2 separate regions of the Mus musculus genome follow, and region 2 is linked to region 1. The links are chromatin loops, found by intact Hi-C in ENCODE. Cell type or tissue: heart. All regions are shown on one strand. Each heading gives the region's core, and the rest is flanking DNA. Links, peaks and the distances in the headings are about the cores only. Region 1 holds the start of Prrx1 (paired related homeobox 1). Region 2 overlaps Prrx1 (paired related homeobox 1).

Region 1 (11,948 bases), core at 2,332-10,331:
TACTTTTTATTGGGGGAGGGGGGATACTGTCCGCCTGAAAATCTCTTTCTGCCCACTCCCAACACAATGCAAAACCCATCTCCTTTTCTATAAATACCCCTTTCCATTTTCAAAGTGGTTCCTCATGTGGCTCTTCTACAGAGTTAATAAAATGAACATTCCACAGCATACAAAGAGGATGGAGCCTTAAACTGAAGGTTCCCTGGGGTCACAGTGCAAGACCCACAGGCACAGAAGTTTGAAACAACTGGGTACCCGCAGTCCCAGAGTTTTTGCCTGCTTTGTCTAGGCGGAGATTCTGCTCACTACGTGTCAGTGAATCCCGATAAACACCGCATAGGGAGAGGATTGTAAATTCTTTAAAATAAAACATCCAATTGGTCTAGAGACCGTCATAGGTCATAGTTGAGAATCTATAGCCGCCATTTAGAGCATAGGGCTCCCAGGCGGAAACTCTTTAGAAACTCAGCCTTGGGAGTCCGCCCCTGTAATAGAAAAGCACTCGCTGCTTTCGCAGGGGGCCTGAGGGGTGGCATTTGTTGGTTTGGGGATGATTTATACATCCCTGCTGTTAAATCAAGAATGATGGGAAGACAAAGGAACTACTGACATTGGTGTGATCTGCTGCGGGCCTGTTTTTTGCTACCCAGCACTGTGACTTGAGTTAAGAAAGTTCATCCGCACAGAGCAAAATCTAAGGCTAGGAAGCTACAGGGTCTCAGAAGGGTTTCATGGAATAGGAGAATGAGCCTCAAGGAGTCTGGTCAGCCCAAGTCCTTGGCTCTTCTGGGTGCAATTCCCTGATATTTCAAACCCCAAGACATCCTTGGTCCCCAAACTTTCGAAGTTACTAAATTGTCTTTTTCTCTAAAAATTTTAAGAGGACGCACCCATGATCCTCTCTGTCCCAGTACGTAAAATAAGCAAAATAAGCAGGTCACCACCCGCCTTTGAGATACACTTCAGGACTGGGGAACTCCTTTGCTCCTGGATTTTTATCCCTTGCTCCTGTGAAGAGAGAAATTTCCAGGCCACCCTTAAGAGGACTTGTTTTATGATCTTTGTCTTGAATTAAGATCCTTGAGGCCTGAATTCAAATTCAGAGTACCAGCATGGGGCACAAACCCTAGGGTGGTGCTGCCAAAGACACTTGTGGCGCCATAATTATTGTGAAAGGAGCCACAACTGGGAGAGAGGGAATTGATATTATTTTGATGCAGATTCCAACTGGGGAGCGCCCTAGAGAAGGTTCTTTTCTCCTCTGGCTTAGAGAAATTGGGAAGCTGGGCCAGGGAGAGTGTGGCTGGTGGCTCAGGAGGGCGATCCTTGGCCTGCGTTTACACCTCTGCCTTTGTGACAAATCGATTTCCCGCGCCGCTGTTGTTCCCCATTTGCATCCACCACGGCCCGGGGCCCAGCTGTGCCCGGGTGCACACTTAGCGCCGGCTGGTGAATGTGTGCGTGCGCGCGCGCGCGCGCGTGTCTAATTGACTTTCCGTCTACCTTTTTATGACTACATGTGTTTTCAACAAAAGGTCTTATTAGGACAATCTGGTTTCACTAATTTAGAGGTTGGGAACGTGGAAGGCAGGCGTGTTTTTTTTTTTTTTAAGAGTTTGCAGAAGTTGAAATTAAGAAGTTGACAGCGAGATGAACTGTTCGCCCCAAGAATAGGTCTGCCTGTTTTTATGACTTCTTCCTTTCCCTGCTACTCAATCCTTCTCTGCCATCACCGGCGTTCACACACTCGCAGTCGTTCCTCCTTTACATTAGCCGTAGATTTTTAACAGTGTTAAATGAACCAAAAATTTCCAGAGAAATATACAGGGCTGGGAGAAACAATAATAAAAGCAGTCCTTCCACAGAGAAGAAAATAGAGTGGGGGTCTGCCCCTGACCAGAAGGAGGAATGAAAGGGCAAGATTACTGACTTAAAGTGGGAGAGGACAGTAAGGGCTCTTAACTTTTGATAACAATTGACCAGGTTAAAATGCAAAGTTTCACAAAATTAAGGCTATTATTGAGGGCATGAGTCGAACCTTAATGCTAATTTCCTCTAGATAGATCGAGAGGCCAACTTTCCATATAGCTGGAAGACTAAGGCAGCTGTTCATTGTTTCCCATCTCTTTGAAAGGTATTTTCTTTTCTCACTCTGAGCACCTGACTGGCTGTGAACTTCTCCATCCCCTGTGACCCCTACTGTGACCCCTAAATCCCTTACAGCCAAATCTCCCACAGCAGCTCTCCTCTTTTGCAGACTCCCCTCTTCCCTGTCTCTAATCTGAGCTCTGATGTCTGCTACAGGCTGGGAAACAGAGGGTGACAACCTGTCACAGGTCCCAACTGCCTCTGCGTTCTACCTGGTGCTCAAGAGTAAGGAAGGGTATCTATCTAGGGAGCTGCTTGATTTGAGATAAGAGTCTCCTGTTATCTATCACCCCCTGTGGAGAAGGGGAAGGTTAAGAAAAAATCCGCTTCCAAAAGCAATAGCTTCTTAGTATAAACCCGAAGCCCATCTCCCCCAGAAAGGCAAAGACAGTCAGCCCCGTGTGGGTGTGTGTATGTCTCCCTGACTTCTTTCTAAATTCTAAGTGCTGCTCACTGATACTCCTCACCTCATCCAGCATTTTAAGTTGACTGGTGACTGTCCTGTTTGGTGTATCCTTTACCTAGGCAAGCCTGATTACCTCCCTGGGTCCTCTCTCCATTGGCCTCTCTAGTCACTACAAATATGAGCTGGTGCAGAGTTCGCTGCAGATTCATGAGATCTTGTCCCCTTTTCTGGGGGACAATAGGTCCTCTGACCCCCCTTTCTGGAAACCTTAAAATCGGTCAGGGGATTTATATATGTGCTGTGACCTTGGTGATTCTAGTGTCAACCAGCTTCCGTACAGCCGCTCCAAATCAGCTCCTCAGTGGCTTCCTTTACCTGGCTTTTTCTATACTCAGTGGAAGACCATGACCATCCCGGAGCTCCCTTCTAGCCTTTCCTTAAAGAACAAACAAAACAAAATCCAGATGAACCAATAAAAACAGTACAGGGGTTCTGTCCCTTTCTAGCCCAGCACGGTTTCTAAAGTCGACTGCCACCCTGGGGTTCTGGCTTGCTGAGGCCAGTCTTGGTCCTGCTTTTCCTATGTACCAGCCTTTTGTGGAGCAAAGAGCAGTATTACCCTCTCTTTTCTGACCACCCTGGTCTTCAACACAGCAGTTTCTGCAATACTTGTTTTCTCTTGGCATCGTTTATGGGTTGTGGTGGTGGTGGTAGTATAAAGTTCTAACATTAGCTCTTCAAATAGTGATAACTTTTGAGATCAACAATGAGCCGTGTAGAAACTGTCTTGATAGAATCACAGAGTTCCAGGTACTATCTTCCTAGATATTGTTTTATATTTTGCCCCAGTGAAAATACTCATAGTATTTTGTAGTCCATTTTATTAGAGCTTCAGATACTGTATCCGTGTGATGCTGGCATGTATACCAGGATCAGCCTCCCTCAAACTCTACACAGAATAACTATAGCTCGGAACCTAGCCCTTACCCAGGCTTTGGGGACACTGATTCTTCCTGGGTGTGGTTTAGACTGGTATATATATATATAATTCAAATGGCTAGTTCATATCTCTTTATCCAGCTCATGTGGTGCTCAGTGAGCCCAATCCAGCGTTGACTGTCCCCAAGATACTGCCATCTGAACTACTTCAATCCTAGCAGACTGCAGAACTAGGAGCCACTGCCCTGATCACATAGGGCTCTCCTGTGGCTTCTGTGAGCTTGGTTCCCCCCACTGTGCCCAGGAACCCTTTCCAGCTGGCTCTGATGCCAGTTTGTTTTGAGTGCCTTAAAAATTATTTGGTAATCTAAGAGGGACAGTGCCTTGAGAGAATCGCAGAATGGCAGAGGGCCTTCGGAGCTCTAAAGGAGCGATCAGCACATAATGATAAGGAAAGAGGTCATTTTAGAATGTTCTGCCGGGTCCAGACTTTTGCAACTTCTCTGTACATCTGACTAGAGAATGAGCCCAGGTGACAAGTGTGTTATATACTAAGAGACCACGATATACACTTGCAGTCAGTCTTTTTGTAAAGGTGAAGTTAATAACTGAGATGTGACTAAGGCTGGGGAAGGCAGCTTGTTCATAGACTTTTCTGGAGGTCTAGGGGCCAACAGGCCGTGCTGCACAGGAACTTGGGCCTGCAACCCGCGATTCCCCTATGCAAATATGGTGTTAGACCAAGCCAGGCAGTCTCTGGATTTTGCTTCTAACGAAAATTCTCCTAGCTTCATCAAGGTTTAACTTAATAGGTGGGTTTTTAGCTCTATCTTAAACAAGGTAGAGATGACAGCAGAGGTCAGAGAGCAAGCCTGGGCGACAAGAATTGTGTGTTCCCGCGCTGCCCTTAGTCTTTTCCAGGCTTGGGTCATATGCACAGAGGGTATGCGACCTTAGTCCTGTCTTCCAGGTTCCTCTGAGCACAGTGCTTTCCCTTCAACCCCAGGGAAGACGCGCTCCCAAGCCTGCCCTGCATCTTTGTTCCCTGTTTTCTCTAACCGAGGTGGCTGTGTAGCCTGCGCTCTGGCCGGACCGGACCGCTCCTACCCTGGCGTGGACGCCCCGCCTGCCTGCGGGATTTCTGACCGCCGCTCCGCCCGAACTGGAGATGCAGCCCTGGCGGCTGGAGACAGTGGTGGCCGCAGAATCCCTGCATGGGATCCCCTGGCCTCCCAGCGTCCCTGGGCCTCCGGGTCTCTCTCCAGCGCCCGCTTGGCTTACAGCATTGGGGGAGCCCTCTTTTTCTCATCGGTCTTTCTGCGATCAGCAACCAGCCACTTTTCCCAGGACTCCTAACTTCTTAACGCCTTGTCTCCCCGAAACCGAAGCCTGGAACACGCTCCCGCCGCCCTCCCCGGGCCTCCACCCTGTGTCCCCAGCGCACACTCCCCGGAGCACGCGCCCTCACTCACTGTCCTGCTGAGGGGTGTCGCTGCCACTGGTCAGTCCCGGTGACTCCAGCAGGCTCCGGCCCGCCTCGCCCACACTTTCGTCTGCTTGTGCCGCCACCATGTCCCCGGCCTCCTCCAGGTCTAGCAGGTGACTGACGGAGAAGTTCTTTTTCGCCTGCAGGGTGTCGAGGTTGCCCGGGCTGTCCAAGCGGCCGCCCAGCGCCGGTTGCCGCTCCAGAACGTGCCCGTAGCTGGAGGTCATGGTCTCCCCTCCAATCCCACCCACCCCCCTCTTCCCGCTCGAATCAACACCAAACGCTGTGGGCGTGAGGGGGGAGAGGAGCCGAGTGGGGAAGAAAGAGGGGGGAGTGGAGAGAGAGAGAGAGAGAGAGAGAGAGAGAGAGAGAGAGAGAGAAACAGAGGGTGGGACCCCTTCTGAAGTGTAGAACTTTCGGGACAAGTAACTTTCCCTGCAGCCTCGGTTACTTCGCTAAAGCCAAGTCCAGCGCGGTCCAGAGAGATAATCCACACCAAAAAGTTCAAAAATAAAAACAAAACAAACAACCTATGCTTAGATCAAAAAGAAAAAAAATATCCCTTTCAACTCTTAAAAAGCGTCCACTCGCAGACACTAAAAATAATAATAAGGGGGAGCGAGGAAAGGGGAGGCCAGCGGGGCGGGGGAGTTAGGCAAACAGAAGAGAGAAGAAGGGGTGGAGAGAAGAATCAAAGTGGCTTTAAAAAAATTAGAGAAAGAGGTTAAAAAAAGTTATTCCCCCGGCAAGAGTTCAAGCGCCAACAGAAGAAGGCTTGTTCCAGCTTTAAAATGTCTTCAAGAAAGCGCGTTCCCCCTCTCTGCACTCCTGTGGATTCTCGGGAGTGACTAGAATTTCAGGAGAGTGATGTCTTGCAGATGTATTAGAGAGCAGGATTCTCACTTTACTCTTCGTAAGGAGGAAAAAAAAATAAGAAATAAAGAAGCGGGGCTTCAAGAGTCTGCAGAAGGGTGGCGGTCCCCCTTCCCTCCGCTCTCTCCCCCTTCTCCGTGCGGAGCTCCTTTTCCCTTCTCAGTTGGATCAAGAAGCTCTCTGGCACTTCAAAAGGCACAGGCTGGCATGGAGAGGAGGCTTTGTAGGGAATACAAGAAAATTGGAGACCCCTGGGAGGGCAGATCTCCACTTAATAGGAGCCTGTAATTACGTGGCAAAGCCTTTGTGCGGCGCCTGACGTTTTACAGACCCCCTTTCTCCATCACAATCTCCTACCTCCTTTTCCTCGGACCGAAAAAACAGTCTGATTAAGAAAACCCCTTTGCCAACATCAGAGCCAGAGAGAAAGGGAGAGGGAGGGAGCAAGAGAGGAGGAGGGAGGGAGGAAGGAGGGAGGGAGGGAAAAGGGAGGGAAGCTAAGGAGAGAGCCCCTTTGGATTTTTAAAATAAAGGTCTAATTATCATTCCCTTGCAGTAGTATCACAGAGAGAAAAGTGCCCGAAACCCGCAGTCACTTTAAAACGGGGCTGATTATTTTGTTTCAGCATTAACTCCTCCGGATTTGTTTGAGATCCTCTTGGAATATCTCATTTGCATGTTTTGATAACAGCTGAGGGCAAACTTGTTAGGAAAAGAAAAAAGAAAAAGGAACAGGGAAAAGATGCACATCTATAACAGTCAAATCTGCGGCTGCACCGCCCCCCAGTAACTTTTCCTGCAGCTTTGTTTTGGCGGAGAGCGCAGGGAGAGTCTGAGACTGAACGGCAAAAAAGAGCAAGCCTATTAAAGCTCGTTTGGCTCTGTAGAGACAGCCTATTAAATAATGTAATAAAATAACAAGAGCGATAATAACGGGAGGCTCTCTACGATCTAAAGACGGCTTGGGCAGATCCAGAAGTCTTCAGCTTCGAATGGATTCGAGACTTTCGCTGCCACCAGAAATCCCCAGGCTTCAGACAGTAGAAAATTTACATATTCATTAAACCAGAAGAAAGTCCGTCCTGATAATTCCCCTACCTTTGCCAATGTTCTAATTTCTTGCTCGTAGCCGAGGCTGCCCCAGATCAGAGCAGACAGGAACACTGGGGCTGAAGAAGTTGGGGGGAGCAGGAGGAGCTGGGGGTGGGGTGGGCTCTGTGCTAATCTGTATCCAGTTCGGTGAGGCCCTGGCAAACACAGAGACTGAGGAAGGTCGAAGTCTATGACCAGGCTTGACAGAGGGCAGAGCGGTGCTGGACGGTGTTTTCATGACCTGTTGGAATCTGGTAACAGCTTTAATAGTCTCATTAGGAATGAGTTACTATATGGCCAGTAAGTAAAATAGTATGTGCTTATTTGTGGCGTTTTATGTTCTTTAAACACACACATACATACGTTTCCCCTCGCTCCCCTGATTGCTAGATTTCCCCTTCTCCTGTAGCTATGAGATTGAATTGAAAAGAAGGAAGGGTCCCAGTGTGTATAAATGGTTTCTGTGCTCCAAACGGCCATAGTTAGCCCAGAACTTCCAGCCCTGATCTGGGAAAAGAACATTTGATGCCATCAAAGGGCTGTAGATTGAAACCAGATGTGCGCGCCTCGGTTCTTTCCATGCATTTAATTAAGGAGCCAGGATGGAGGAGACTTTTTCATCATTAGTCCACCCGCCGCCCCCTCCTTTTTCCACCCCTCGCCTCGCTCCAGCCACTCGTGCCGTGCCCCCGACCGGCAGCCCCCAGCCCCGCCAAAGTGCTCTGGTCGCCCCTGCTCGGCAGCTCAGGCTCTGAGCCGCGAAGGTTTGTCTGCCGGAGGGCATCTAAGCCAGAAGAGCTGGTTCTTGCGCTGGGGACTTGCCCGTGGGTGGGCCAGACAGAGTGGGGACTTGAGTATCCTGAGGTGCTTTCGGAGATGCCAACGGTGAGACTCCTAGAGCCTAAAGTGCCTGGAGTGGAAGCGACTCGATGGTCAGGTTAAAGTGGCATATTTCCACCGGTGTCTCTGGAACTCTCTGCTCCCTTAGGGGAAAGGAGACACCCTTTCTCTCTTCCTAAGGCCAGACAGCATCAGTCTCTCCCATATCTTCTCAGACTGGAGGCTCATGCGCTCCATCTTTACTTACACAGATGGATTCCTTTTTCTTTCAGACGTGAGGATTGCCATTTGTGACCAAATCCTGAGTAAAAGATCAGGACTTCTAGCACCCTAGATATTGCCTCCAAGAAGTATCCTTGTTTCTGTTTGCAGCCAGTATGGTTGATACTCCAGAAGACTGTCAAGGAAAAGAGATCAGAGACCATCCCCAGAAATATCATTAAGTGCCTTTCCTTGCATTCCGCCTTTTCTCCAGGAAGCAGGCACATTTTGAAAAACCGCAGCTGGTTACCCATGTTCCTATCAACCAATTGCTACAGTATCAACCTGGGTATTAATGGTTTCTATGGGAACATTTAGATACATTTCTAACATCTGTGTAGCAAATTTGTTTAGATAATAACAAATATAGCATCTAGCATATATAGAAAATGCAAATGTCTGGTATTTTCCTAAAGGTCAGAGGCAAACCAACTACTGCCACTTGCTGACTTCCCCTCCCCCATTGTTCTAGAAACCTGTAGCAAGGAGAGGTATACTAGAAAGGTGTCCTTTGACATCTGTGGGCACAGAGTGTGCTCTAGTCCTCCAAACTGGGGCTCTGGAGTTCCACAGAAACCTGTATCTGCTGGTGCCTAGGGAGGGCAAGGGAGGCGGCTAGGCTACCTAACAACCTTGTTTAGCATTCCTTAGAGGCTGTGCTAGCTCAAAAGACTCCTGGAACCTTTTGTTCTTCCTAGAAGGTCTCCTGGGCTTCAGCTGTGTGCACTAAGCCCTTTTGTCTGGCCAGAAAACTTAGACTATCCCTTGCAGTCAGGGGGAAGGATTGGCTGGACTGGGAAAAGCCCCTCTGAAGCAAGTCCTCTAGGAAACCCACACCCTAAGGAACTTTTGTTACCCCAGGCCTTTTCAGGTGTTTCTGGGTCTGCTCTTTTCTTGTCTTTCCTTTCCCTTCTTCTTCTTCCTCTTCCTCCTCCTCTTCTTCTCTGTCTCCATCTCTGTCTCCAGCTCCATCTCCTCCGCCTCCTCATCCTTCTTCTTCTTCTTCTTCTTCTTCTTCTTCTTCTTCTTCTTCTTCTTCTTCTTCTTCTTCTTCTTCTTCTTCTTCTTCTTCTTCTCCTCCTCCTCCCCCTCCTCCTCCTCCTCCTCCTCCTCCTTCTTCTTCTCCTCCTCCTCCTCTTCCTCCTCCTCCTCCTCCTCCTCCTTCTTCTTCCTCTCTCTCTCTCTCTCTCTCTCTCTCTCTCTCTCTCTCTCTGTCTGCAATTTCAACTGGATTGGATCTGCATCCTGATTGTGTTTACATATGGCATTTGTGTTTTCTTGAGATTCTGGATTGCAACTAAAGACAGTAGAATAGCCCTAGGAGGAAATGTAAGACATTTACATCAGAGAACATTTACATCACATCTGAGCTGTGTGCTTGGGCAGGAGAAGGTGTTCCCAGGTCCCATGGAGTCAACACAGTTACTGCTCTACCAAGCACACTCAGCTCTGGGCCAGGGAGGGCTTTGTTTGTTTGTTTTTGCCTCTTATCTCTTTTATGTCCAGGCTCTAGGATCGATTGTTGGCTGCAGGGGCAGAGCAAGGAGAAAAAAGTTGAACCTAGTTCTCTGGGCTCAGGGCTCAAGGCTCAGTGCTCAGGCTGCAATTACCAGGAGAGCCAAGAACTTTCAGAATTCCAGAACAGAGTAACCATCTGGCAGAAATGCTCAGGAGAGGAAGCTGTGGCTACCAGTACACAGTTATCTTCAAGGAAGGCTGCTGGCCAGGCCTGAGCACTCTGAAAGTCCTAGAGGAAAGTGGCTTGGGTTTGCCTTTGTCTTTCTTTAATCACCATTTTGTCTTCCAAAGTGACCTCCTTGGAGGAAGGTTGGAACATGTGTAGGCTTTCCCTTGCCTTTAACTTTGACTCCTACCCATCAATCATTATTTATAAAAGTCTGTAACCTTGGATGACGTAACTTATAGAGTTCTCTTCCTAGTAAGTCCATCCAGTATTGGGCACTGGATTTCTACCCACTTTCTGGTCTAGCCCCTCTAAAAGCATTTTTGTTTTCAGACTTCCCACCCTGACCTCAGTGGGAGCAAAGGTAGAGCTAGGAATGAGAGTTGCCAAGAGACTAGACTAGGGTAAGAAGGAATTTTGGTTGACAGCCATGTAGCATTGGGTGGTCCTGCCTACAGGCTTGATAGTGATTATTGTCTAGGATGTTCCTGGTGCAAGAAGCTCGCAGACCATTGCTTCATCTGGTTAACAGGATGTCCCCCACTCTAGGCAGCCCCCCCTCTGAGCGAGAAGCCGAGACTTGTGCTCTCTGACATCTTAATTTGCTGACATGATAATCACACATGACAAACACAGGTTCCCTGATACATAAAGAACACGGTATTACCCTCATGCAAACAACACGCCATGTCAGGGGTGGAAGTGCTTTCCTGATCATGGCTGACAATCTGGTACATAGTCATTAATAGAGAAACCAGGGGTGAAAGGAAGCGTTCTCTGGATTCTGCAGGGTGCCCATACCTTAATATTTCTATGGAGCTTTTATGCTAGACCCTATTGTGTATTTCCAATTCTGTTTCCTGTAATCCTAAGTGGCAAACTAGGAAAATTCCTCCTGTCCACACACACACACACACACACACACACACACACACACAAAGTGGATGTTCCCTACTTAACCCCAACTCTGTCCAATATTTCTATTGTAAGGTTTTAAAACTTTGCAGTAATAAAAGAAACTAAAGACTAAGGCACACTTCCTATCAGTGAATTGATAATGGTCTGTTCTACTAAAGGATGTGAGGTCAGTAAATTCAGGGACCTAGTATAGGTCTATACTATATACTTTCACTATATCTATTCAAGTCATTAAGGAGCTGCTTATACCATAGGAATAGTTTTAGTCAAACTTCCCTTGGTGTTCATAGAGAAATTCCTTCCCTTTTGAATACTGATGTTTTCCGGAGCTATGCCCATTGTCTTTAACTGCCCTTCATAATAAACCGGTTGTTCTTCAATTTCATACACACTCATAGGCTAACTGCTACTTGTTTGCCCAAACTATCCTTGCTATCCTGTTCCTCCTGCTTCTCCCTCTTTTGTACATCTTACTACTGAGCAATATCCCAAACAGCACTTATTTACTGACACATCTAAAATCCATCACTTCCTTTTTATTTTATTCTTCTCTCACACAATATATTCCTAATGCAGTTTCCTCTCCTTCTACTCCTTCTAGTCCCCTCCTCCCTCTTCCTCCTCCTGTATCCCCTTCTCTGTTTCCCTTTAGACAAGAGCAGGCCTCCCAGGAATATCAACCAGACATGGCATAACCAAGTCACAATAAGACTAGATGAGGTAGCCCAGGCTTGCCTCTCACTGGTAGTCTTTCTGCGGCAGTCTCCTGAGTGATTTGATTACAAAGGTGTGCCACCAGGACCAAGCTCAAAATTTGGTAAAATAAGGCTGATCATGGCTGCTACCACACACTTCCTTAAAAGTTAAATGACTGTGCATGCAATCCATCTAGTTCACTGCTGAGCACACTGTAAGCCTTGATAATAAAAAGACAGCCATCTCCCTTACTATTGTCGTGTACATGCATTGAGGAAAGTGAAATTTTATATGTCTAAAACTTTTTTGTTTGTTTGTTTGAGACAAGGTTTCTCTGTGTAGCCCTGACCCACTCTGTAGACCAGGCTGGCCTTGAACTCAGAGATCCTTCAGCTTCTGCTTCCTGAGTGCTGAAATTAAAGGTGTGTGATACCACGAGCCAGCTAACAAGTCCGAAACTTAACTCGTCACCTCCTCCCTATATGAATCATCTTCATCCAATAGAAAATGAATTATTTCAGCATCTTCATTCTCAGACAATACCCCTAGCTTCTCCAGGTAATCAATGGTCTCTATCAGTCTTAGGGCTCAAGAGATGATGGCTC
Region 2 (11,948 bases), core at 1-8,000, 62 kb before region 1:
CTCATACAATTATAGGAATGGGTGGGCTGAGCCTAACAGAAGAAGCCTGGAGTATAATTAGCTAAGCATGGATAGAAGGAAAACAAAATACACACACAAAAGCAAATGGTGATGGTAGGTATCCGAGAGCAAGAAGAAACATTTGTTAACTAATTTTCATTTTGTTCCTCTCCTGCTTTGCTCCGCCATGGTCCCAATATTTTAGTTCTGGCTTTGTTTGTTTGCTTTTATTTTTTTTTCCCCGGCGGATGAAGATATGACAGAACAGGATAGGTGTCTTATGGTTTTTGATTTCTTCTTAGGCCTGTTTAATTATTTTTTTTTCCTCAGTTGACTGTTGGCACCTGGTTCCTCTGTAAACTATATTCCTTGGCCTTCAGTCTCAGGTTGGCAATGCTGTTGGCCATGTTGATACCCTGTGCAGGGCTATTGTTGGCACATGTGGCAGAATAAGTAGCCATGGCGCTGTAGGGACAAAGGAGAGAGCAGGGAGAATAACAGACATTAGTTTCATGAAGCTGTAAGACCATGCCCTGGATGGATATACTCTCAGGACAGAGGCAGGCAGGGCAGTGGGGTAAAGAGAGGACCTTCGGGGTCTCTTACAGCTCCAGTTTTCAATTAGTTTAAGGTCCTTGGAAAAGGGTGTCCATCTTTTTACAGGGCATGGGGAAGCAGACAAGAATGAGACAGGGTAGGGAAAGGTTTTTGCTGTGTTGGATACAGTGAGTAATGATTTATTTCAGGGGTAAGAGGAGACTGCTCATGTCAAATAGCAGGAGTTTCATCAGCTAGTTCAGAGTCTAATCTTTCCTACCTATACCAGATAACCTGTGAAACCATCGAAGGAAAATGGCAAGCATTTGACAGTGGATAAAAAGAATTTTGCTTCTTCATTCTAGGAAATTGACCTGGACTCCAATGTATTTTGGATAATCAATAATACTATAGAAAATGATTATAGATTATAGAAATGGTTATATGTGCTTATAGAATTATTAAACAACCCATCATATTCCTCTGGCATTGTGATTCATTGGATGATTGTAACAAGCATTGTCAAGTCAAGGCTTTCCTATCAGTGGGTTTTGTTTTTAATAACTTTTCAAAGGTATTTGACTAGCACACATTACCTTTGGGGACAGTCATTTTGGAAATATTAAAATTTCAAAATAAACTTCCCAAGTTATAGTTTTACCATTCTTGATCTCAGATGTAACTGTTCCTCACTATTTGTGTTGTTTGGAGAAACAAGAAGCTAGATGATTGTCAGAAACTATAACTAGGACATAGGCAAGAATTCATTATTACTGGGGTTCTATTCGTTCCATACATGAATCTCTTTTAATGGAAAAAATGGTGTGTAAATGTGGATGCAAATAATCTTTTACCTTATGTGAAATAGTTAAAAGGAAACTTTGAAATAAATAGAATGATTCTAGCTGTTTCTAAGATTAGTAAAATTTCTTCCAACAGAGAGCTGGGATAGGGCTTATAAATGGAATGACATATTCAGTTCTGGTGCCTGCATTCCAATGGGATTTTGTCAGTGACACTGGAGTTTGTAGTTCTGGGATCAGATGACAAGATCAGAAAGAAGGAAACCTAAAGCTAGAGAGACTAGATCCTTAATCTTTATCTGGGACAGCACAAAGTCAAGGATAGAGTTAAGACTCAGTAGTCTATTTCAGCTCAGAGTCTAGCATTTGCCAAGAAAAAAAAATAGTTAAAGAAATATACTGAATATCGGATCTCTTAGTCCTTCTACAAAACAAATCCTTGAAAACCTTTATTACATGTGTATAAGTGATTGGGAGGATGAAGTCTACATCACAGCAGCAGAAGGAGAAACACTCAGGATTACAAAGATTTGTACATTTATTTTACTTGTTCTAGCTGTTATTCTTATTGATCATTTCTGAGTAGCTGGATTTCTGAGTAGCCGGTCTTAAGCCTCCCTCTCCCAGACAAGGTTCACCTGCAGCATCTTCCATTTTTGCCTTACTCACTTCTTTCACTTTTAATTTCTGACTTGTTCAGTAGCTGTCACTGTCCCCTACTAGCTGCAAGGGGTCACCACATTTTCTTTCTTCTCCACTATATCTTCAGGTGAGCTGACACTTCATCCAGCCACACATTTGGCTTTCAATAAACCATTTGGTAAGTAAATAGTCATAGCCAGATATAGAATTATTAAACTGACCTCTGTTCAGTGCCTCTGATGTCTATAACCCTACTGTAGTGATTTCGAAAAAATAATTCATTTATTCTTGAGAACTAGTGCTTTCTGTAAAATTAATTATCTTAGTGGAAGAAACAAAGCCAGAAGGCTGTGGAATACAAGAGCATCATCATTGCATATTCTTGGATCGATAAAACATCTTTTCACAGTTAAAAATGCATTAATACATTAAAGCTTAATAGAACAAACATTGTTTTTATCACCATTCATCCACGAGGCAGAAGAGTCCTCGGTTGAGGCAGGCTTGAATTATGAGTGAATGGAAAGAACAGTCCACTAAGACCAGACAAAAGCCAGATAGATAGCATTTACTTTCTAGATGAACAATGTGCTTCTATCTAGTATCCTACAGGAAATAAATGCAAACCTCAAATTTACAGTTCACATCTTCCCAGGATATACCAAACATTCAAAAATTTAGTGGCTAATAAAAGAGAGAACCAGATTTGGAGAATGTGCCAAAGTCACAGATTATTATAAAATAAAATTAGCCTTTCTAAACCAAGTCTCTGTGAGAATATCAGGTTCTAAATATGGTCCACGGCTATTAGCATTTTAAACAAATGGTGCAAAAGTTGGCATTAGAACATGTCTGTATTATTTGTTAAATACTGGGAAGAAATTTAAGTGACCTTTGAATATACAAGGCTATTAAATATCATGAGAGAAGAAAAAAATGGCAGTGGTAAACTATAGCTTGTTATGGAGTAAGTTTGTGTTTACTTGGCCCGGGTTTCTAAGAGAGCGTCCTCATTCTTTGAGATTCTGGGCAGCAGGCTCTTACTTAACAGAAACCCACCTTTTCTTTGATAACTGAAAGTCTTCCATTTCCTCACTGGAAGGAGGGATTTGAACTTTGGGGAGCATGTGTTCATTTTCTGAAGTTGTTACTATCTTTCCAAATTGTCTACTACAGTATCGATATCAATTCTGTCTATACATCATTTTGTCTGTACATCATTTTGGCTATAATTACTTCATAGTCTCCTATCTATCTTGTCTGATGCTGTAGCTGGGGTAGTTACTATGGTAACACATCTCTTAGAAATACTGTGTTTCTGTCTAAGTAGGTTGACAGAATAGTCAGAAGGATTGATCAATTTTCTCACTCAAAACCAAATGAATGAGAATTAGGGTAGTACTTGCAGAGAAGATTGGATATTTACCAAGGCATTCAAGTGGCAGGCTGCACAAGCATGGCAGAGAACAGTGTCTTTCCACATTCTGTGGCACTCCTGAGATGACCGCAACATTCTAGCAGTGATTTGGTGGCAATGTTATATGGAGTCCCTCAAGTTATGAAGCCAGAAGTTAGGAGAGCAGTTTACATTAACAAGTGAAGTTTGCACTTCCATGGGAGGTTTGGTAAGCAATACCCCTTTCACTTTATAGATGCTTAAGGAAGTCATGAACATCCAACCATTGTGTTAATGTATTATAGCATTCGGTAGCTGAATATGTAGGTTACAAAGAACTGACATCATCTCTATTCTCTACCTCTTAATAAATATTTAAGATGGCCCCATAAGTCAGACTTTCAGTGACATTTTATATACCTCCTTCCAGGTGTTTGGCATGGGTCTACCTTTACAGCTCAAGCTAAATGTGCAATATAGGCAAGCCAGCAGCAGCTTTTTGACATACCCATGACAAACAAGACTCATTACCAGTCAGAAAAGAGAGAATTAACTACTGGTGTGTTACTGGGTAACTAACTGGGTGTCTAAAGAGTTGCTTAGTCATGCTTTAAACATGGCATTGGGATATGGAAGACTTGCTTGCTTAAGTGACAACAGATGCAGGAGAGCTTTGGACGACTGCCAATCCAAGAGACTGTTCATGACCACCTGTTTTCTAGGTCATGGAAACTTCTGCTTTAGGAAACAAAAGAATCCTAAAATCTCTTCCCACCAGAAGGACATCCACAAAGGTAACTAATTGATTTCAACCAATTCATGGGCCAATTCAGTCAATGTAAAATTACTATTTGTTGCTTCACAGAATGAAACTTCCTAGAGTTGAGGGTGAGAGGAAACTTCCTAGAGTAGAGACAGACAGAGAGAGAGAGAGAGAGAGAGAGAGAGAGAGAGAGAGAGAGAGAGAGAGAGGTACTTAGTGAAGTGTATTAGCTAAACACAGGACAACCACCAAGAGCCCGGTGAACAGACAGACATCCAAGTCCTGTATGCAGGAACTCATCTGAGCTGAGTCCTGGGACTGAGGTTTAAAAGATTGGCTAATGTACCATTTCTATTGAATTTTTAACAAAGGTCTTTGTAACCAAGAAGCTGCATTGCCAAACAAAGCATATGGACACATTAGGGATGTGAACGAAAGGCTTGTCTTCCATCTGCTGACTCATCAAGTCTGCAGTGGGACTTCGCAGAGCTGACACGTTTCTGGAAGCATGAAGTTCTCCCTCTTCCTTATTTGGAGATTCCAAGCAGATGCAACCCAGCAGAGTGCTAACCCTACCAGCAGGATTAGATGATTGTTTCCTCCGGAGACAAGTCATTTAAGACCAATTCAACTTTCTCTGAAAGATCGCCAATACCAAGGAAGTACAGCAAATACTCTCAATGGTTTGCTTTCTAATCACCCATAGGGTCAGTCCTGTAAATCACAAAACAACTGGGGAGAAAAACGTAGTGCCTGACTCAATCTTTAATGCTATTTTTTGTTCAGCCTTTTCGAATAAATGATGACAAGCAGCTTAAGGCATCATCGTGATTGTGGATGACAAGCAGCTTAAAGCATCCTCATGATTGTGGCAGCCTGAGAAGCATGGGCATGGTCCTTAGAATCCAGGTTTCCACCCCCTCAGGACTGCCTCTCACAGGCTCTGCTTCACTGTTTTCTGGATTCTGAAATACAGAGGTCAGAGGCCATCTCTTTGGTTTGTCGTCTTGTCAAGGCAAGAGCAATAGAGGTATGTGTGTGTCATCTAAGAAAATTTTCAGTCATCCTAGGAAAACTTACTTCTAAAGAGAGATTCCATGAAGCCTTTGGAGGCATGCCTGTGCAACTTAAATCATCATGTCTTGCTTCTACTTGAAATGCAGAAGCTGAGTTTTAAAATGTAGCCTTGGCTTTCTTGAAGTGGACACATGGGACCACTTCTCATTGGTAAGGCTTTGGTTCCTATCGCTTGTTCTGTTCCATCCCTCTATAATGTTTAACTTTTCTTTCTAGAAATATCTCTCTACTGCCACCAGATCTTTTGCATTTCTCTGATCTCAGTATTGAGTATACATACTACATTGTTTATCCCTGGGTTCCAAACTCCCTTGTGAGGCATACAATAGGCAAGGTATACCTAGCTCTATTTTAAAATATTAAGTTACAAGATAAATCAACTATGGTACTGGCCTGAGAAACCACAGAATCAGGATAATAACATAGTCAGACCCCTGGCTCATACTCTGATATCTGAAGTCACCCCAGTCAAAGTTTGTAAATGGGATCCCCATGAGAATGACTTCAGTGGAGCAACCGAGAGATGCAGAATTCCAACTCCACTCTAGACTTACTGGATCAGAGTCTTCATAGGCTCAGCCCAGTGATCCCTGAATGTAGCTGTGTCTGAGGGAGGCTGTTTTACCAACTCTTACACTCCCTCAGTTGGGCAGGCTTTTTTACATTCTTGACTTCTAATTCCCCATATGGAGACCTCCACTGCTTACATTTCTAGGATGCCTTTCCTCAGTTTCTTTAAAAAAACAACAAAAAAACAAGAACGAAAACCCTAATTCACCCTTAAGCCCTACCCCAGAAGCCACCCTCCTGCCCATCTGACAAGTTACCTTTTCAGTGTCTTCCGTTAGAATCCGTTATGAAGCCCCTCGTGTAAACAACATCTTGGGAGGGACGAAGATCTATTTTTGAAAGTGTGAAAGGGAGAAATGAGCCAAATGCGTTGAGCAGATGTCAGCAGCACCATGACCAAGACCACCAGAGGGGAGGGGCACTGTACAAGAGGAATCAGCCTCTTTCCCTTGCCACTATGCAAGTCCAGCCCTCCCTCTACAATTGGCACTCCTGACCAGTACTACAGAGCCAAGCCATTCACTGTCTACCTCTTGTAGGAACTACGATGTCCAGGGAAAAGTGTCTTGGCAACTTCATCTCAAAGAATTATATAAAATTTAGTTGATTTTTACTACTCATGAGGCAATGACAGTGTACGGATAGTGAGTCTTGATCATTTTAGGGTTGGTGTGCATTTCCATTCTCATAAATCACTTAAAGAAAATGATTCTCACCTAAGAAGTGGGGTTATGTCCCAAAGACATGGTTGCCTCAATTAGCTACAGATAATAACAACCTCTGTCAGGAAAGTGGTTTTTTTTTTTTTTTTTTTTTTTTTTAAGAAGTGCATTGCTTCCTCTAGTACCTTGGCTGCCTGTCTGATGTCATCATCTAATGTGCTCAAGAGAAGGAGTGATGTCATCATGATGAGCTATAATTAGAGTGAACCAAATGTCCTGGTTTGCCTGAGACAATCTTGGTTTATACCCTTCGTCCTAATGTAATCATTAGTATCATTCCAAAACCTTCCCAGTCCAGATGATATAACTGTTATATGATCTTTCCACTCAATAGCAAAGACATCCAACAAAAGCAAAGGGGACAGAGGTTACTTTTCAGCCCATGATTCTGACCATAGGCAAATAACTGCTTTTATGACTTGGTTTCCTGTTCTCCTGAGACAAGCTATAGAAGTCAGAAAACCATTCTCTCTGACAAGAGTCTGCTCTCTGTCCCTGGTTTCATGAGCTAACCATGTAAGCCATTGCCTTAAGATGCCACACCCTAGGATAGAGACCTCAGCTTTAGACAAATTTTGCTGATCAAGAAAGAATGCTTGAGCCATGAGGTAGAATTTAGATAGTTTCCCAATCTTATACATTTTGGCTTTTCCAATACAATGCAATGTTAAATTTGAATAGGATAGGCTGGTCATGCAGCCCAGTGACTTGGGTAGAAATCAGGCCCAAAAGTACTGTTCCAACTCTGCTTGCTGGAGACTTAAACTTGGGGGAAGTGTCTGGTCTCCTCTTGTTTTGAACCAGAGCAAGAATAGAGCTATCACACAGGAGTGCTCTAAAGGTTGACCAAGAGAAAGATCTTTTAATGAATATCTCATGTGAGGTACTAGCTTGACATGATGGTACTGACAGAAACAACAAGGTTTGTCATCGCCTTTGCTTTTCATTATTTCTTGCTTTTATATATATATATTTCCTCAATAACAGTTATGTTTCCTAGAAAGCTTCAAACTGTAAAACCATAATATATTTGATTCTAAACATAGCAGAAACATCCCCAAGTAACAGAATAGTCTTTGACACTTTTGGAAATTAATGAGATTAAAAACACTTCAGTTAACAATAGGTCAAAGAAACATACCATTGATTAAATTGTGGCCTTAAACTTTTGCTTTTTTTACTTATATTGGATATTAGTTTTATTCTTCATACAAAATATGAACAATTAGCTTCTATATTGCTTCAATTGGCTTTTTTTACAAACATTGTGTATAAGAGAAATAAATGCATACCACGAAATTAGTATAAAGTACTAAGTTACACAGTTTTAAACGATAAAAGAGCATAATACAAAATAATATATACACTAAGACTATCCCTATATAAACTAATGGACTCTAATCATAAAATGAGCTAACTAATGTCAAGATGGTGAGATTATGAGTGGATTTTCAAAATAGAATTTCTATATTTTTTTCAATTAAAATAGAATATTTCCCCAAAAGGCACACCAAACCCCCATGTTACTAGTTTCTGCTAGATGCCCACACTGGGGCATGTCTCTTTGGTTCAGATTGCCTAACTTGATGCTAGTTCAGGAAGGATCTCATTTCCATTTGTGCAGTATGCTGTGTTCAGCTCCATGAGTAGGGACCACATGGCAGCCATCTGGATGGTTAATTGCTTGGGGTAAAAATCCCAAAGAAGACATAAGGAGAAAAAGGAGCAATACTTCCCGGGTAGACGCAAATTCAAACCAGAGAGCTTAATGCACCACCTCTGAACTATACCCATATTCCTGTTCACTGACTCTATGGACTACCAATAGTTGTAGGGAAAACAGTCCTTCTCTTACTTAAAATATTATAGAATATGCTATACACAAACAGTCTCCAAAATGTGTTTTTAGTAAGTTCTACAGGAGAAGCATCTAAATATCAAGTAGGTAACATAGACATGGCCACAAGGGTTGGGCCAATGAAGACCCAGAACATACATGGGTTTCTCTCATTCTTACAGACACAGATACCTATCGTTGAGATCAGAGCTGCTTCAGGCTAAGTTCACAAGGGGTGTGTAGAAAACTTCCAAATGCATCTACGACGTTTCTCTGAAGAACTTACTTGGACCTGAGAGAGCATTTAGATGAGGCTTTGGGATTTAGTGGCACCTATCAAGTGTGTCAAAGCACTTGTGTTTCACAAATGTGGCATTTCTCATCTTTATCTGGGCCCAATTCCCTGTAACCAGTTTTAAATCCCTCCATGGGTCAAGCATTAACTTTAAAAAGATACACAGATGTCATTCAATAGAAAAATGAATGTGAACATAGTTCTTCTGGGCAGGATATATAATAGCCTTGACTTGGGTTTCTCCAAGGTTTAAAGAAAGGCATACTAGCCTGATCGGGTTCAGTCCAGGAATCCTAGGTGCGTTTATGTCAACCTGTGATTTCTGAAAGGCACCATGAATGGAGGGCGAAAGTGTCCAGATAGGGATTGAAATAGTCATCTATTATTTCCAGCTGTAAATGATTCCTTCTTAATATAAAAGTTTAGTGTATTCTTCTTTTCTATTTAAAGCATATCACAGGAGAGAGAGAGAGAGAGAGAGAGAGAGAGAGAGAGAGAGAGAGAGAGAGAGAGAGAGATTGGGATACATAAGAAGTACAAACGGAGTAGGAAGTACTGGGAATCTAAAGAAAACCTTCTCCCTAACAAAGTTCTAGGGTCATGAAAGTGATTAAAATGAGCTTCTCTGTTGCTGACTTTTCCTCTTTCCCTCCTGTCTCACTCCTTTCTCTCCTCCTCCTCCTCCTCCCTCCATCCTTGCCTCACCCCTCCTCCCTTCCAGCCTTCCTCCTTTCCTTTTCATTCAAAATCAGATTTATTGTGAAGAGTGCCTTTAGTCCTACACTTGGAGTAATTACACGTTGATTCCCTACTTGGCCATAACACAGCAAATGTGTCTTAAATGGGATACTTTTGTTCCAGAATGGTTCCAAGAGGGCCATCGGGCACAGTTTACAAAGGATCTGTTCATTTATATTCTTTCCCAGTCTTGCAACCTTGGCAAGAATTCCTGAGTCCAGAAGGAGACTGCTGGTGGCTGCCCCTCTCTCTTCTGCCCCAAGCCCTGCTCCTGGGGCAACTAGAAATCTCCTGGAAAAAAAAAAGTGTGTGGATGCCAGCAAGTTGAATGTCTCTGAAGAGGTAAACCCAGTAAGGAATGTCAGCCAGCTGCAAAAGCAGCCTTGAGAGTGGTGGATGGCTGGGGAGCGTGTGGAAGTGGAGCAAGAGAGAGTGGGCCAGTCATTCACCTGTACGGAGAGGCTGTCCCCCAGGAGAGATAATCGGTTGGTCTGGGAGCAGGACGAGGTACGATGGGTTGCTCCACAGCAGTCACGTCTCCTGAGTAGGACTTGAGGAGAGAAGCGTTTTTATTGGCCAGCATGGCTCGCTCATTCCTGCGGAACTTGGCTCTTCGGTTCTGAAACCACACCTGGAAGATTGTTAGGAGGGCAGAAAGATGTCAAGAGGGAGAGGAACAACAACAACAACAACAATAGGTTACATGAATAAAACTTTGGTTGATCTTTTTACTATATAATGCCCTCTCAAGAAAAATACAAGATGAGTCTAGACCCCTTCCTAAAAATCATAGAAATCCTGCAGTGTTATCCTTCTTCCACAGGCAATGAGTTTTAGAGTTAAACCTCTGTATCTGTGGAATTCTTCAGGGGTAGAGCTTAGCATAAAAAAGGCCCGGCACAAAAGGACCATGAAATAATTGTAGTAATTAAAAATCCAGAGATGGGAATCTATGAACATTCCAGAAGACAATAAAATGTTGGTTATAAACCCTGTTGAAATTATATTCAGTAAAATTAGAATTTCCTTAGATGTTGGCAATGGATACAATAGGTTTGATTTTTTTTTTTTTGGCATTTTAAAGATTCTTCAAAATTTTTATCTGCTTCCATTGTGTTCATTATTTAAAGAAAACTCTCTATCTCCCCACACCTTCTGGCAAGGATTAAGAAGAAAATTATCCATAGAAAAGGTACAGGAAAAGCCATAGGAGGAGTGAAGGCGCAACAAAAGAAAAAGAACCACTAAAGAGCGCTCCAGTAAACTGGCAACCCCGATGGAGCCCAACCAAATGGGGACTCTGTAGACCAAGGCTAAGGGACCATAGATGTTTAGGGGTATCCCTCTCTCCTCAAGGGTGGATCTGTACACTAGGTCCTGGCTTTAGGGTCCCAGCACTTCTACCATATTGAATCAGACAGAGAAACCTATCTACATTCTATACAGGAACTCTCAGCACGGAGGAAAAAACAAACAAACAAACAAACACATCAGGCACTAAGCCCTGAGATTCAGTTGGAGGACATTTATTTGTACATCTCAAGGGATGTGCATAGCCGGACAGGATCTGCAACAACTAATTATAAACTCTTAACATATTTAAATTGATACTAGGACTAGTAACCAACATTGTGACTTACGGTATTTCTAGTTAGCATGATAATTCTGCATGTTGGGTTTTATCATTTCTACTTTAAAGTTGAGGAAATGTGTTATAATCCTGAAGTTCATGCTAATGATAACTGCATTTATTTTTACTTAAGGGTATCTAGCCCATGACCATACAATTCTTCCAGACTGCAATGTGATTTTATTCATTTATTATATTCATTCAAGAATGCTCTATGCAGTACTCATTAGAGTGCAGACCTTGTACTAAATGGGAAGAAAGAGATGGCGAGGACTTATTGACTGCTCTTAAGCAGTTCAAAGTTTGTTGAAGCCTGATGTGTATCTACATCTAAATATGTAAACCAAATATTTTTGGTCAAGTTTTTAGAAAGTATGCTGGTGTGTGGGAATAAATTGCTCTAGGGGACAAGATTTACCTAAAATGCCATGTGACTGTTGCCCCCCATAGAATCATGCAGCATGCAGGGCCTGGATGGAAATCAGCAAAGGTGGTTTTAGACACCTCCTCCCTATCTGCCCAGTCCTCAGATCTTTCCTTTGTAATAGGAACAATTCATTGCCATTAGAGTTACCATTTTAAATGTAAATGTAACTGATGCCTTGTTTGATACCCTCTACCACCTTCCTACTGGAAACTAAACTGAAAATTTCTTAACACACACACACAAAATATCACTGTCCAAGAATTAGCTCTCTGTTTATCGTAAAGCCACACTTGTTTTTTTAGTGTGTCTTAGGCTTATGCCTGTCAGAGATACAACACAGTAGATGAGTGTCAACCACATCCAGTGACACCTTACTTTCACGCTACCTCTAGTGTTCCTGCTCTCTGCCCAGGTTTCAAACCCAAGATTTTATTCTACCACCACTTCCTCTGTGAGGTGTTATAGTGAAAGGTATGTGACATTAAGGTCTAAAAGAATTGGATAAAAATGC

Evidence for each region. Peaks named below come from ENCODE experiments on the same cell type or tissue, not always from the same donor. Only the 100,000 strongest peaks of a DNase experiment are listed, where the experiment ranks them.
Region 2: a loop joins it to region 1, with 2.2 times the contacts of the local background. A loop is called at or near these places in 4 of 42 quality-filtered maps.

The regions. Positions count from the first base shown.
Region 1 is chr1:163,307,430-163,319,377 of GRCm38, forward strand. Prrx1 (paired related homeobox 1) reads right to left here and starts at 6,221. Exons shown (of 4, transcript NM_011127.2): 1 at 4,966-6,221. The coding sequence starts at 5,206. In heart, for the core only: CTCF peaks have their summits at 4,690 and 6,150; DNase peaks (open chromatin) are centred at 4,622, 5,022, 6,152 and 9,682; H3K4me3 peaks cover 5,666 bases; H3K27ac peaks cover 3,728 bases; H3K27me3 peaks cover 2,878 bases.
Region 2 is chr1:163,247,932-163,259,879 of GRCm38, forward strand. Prrx1 (paired related homeobox 1) reads right to left here. Exons shown (of 4, transcript NM_011127.2): 3 at 9,830-10,011; 4 at 1-465. The coding sequence ends at 327. Among named protein-coding and RNA genes, the nearest start is that of Gm20471, 26 kb to the right of the region's middle. In heart, for the core only: no CTCF peak of the experiment used is centred there; no DNase peak of the experiment used is centred there.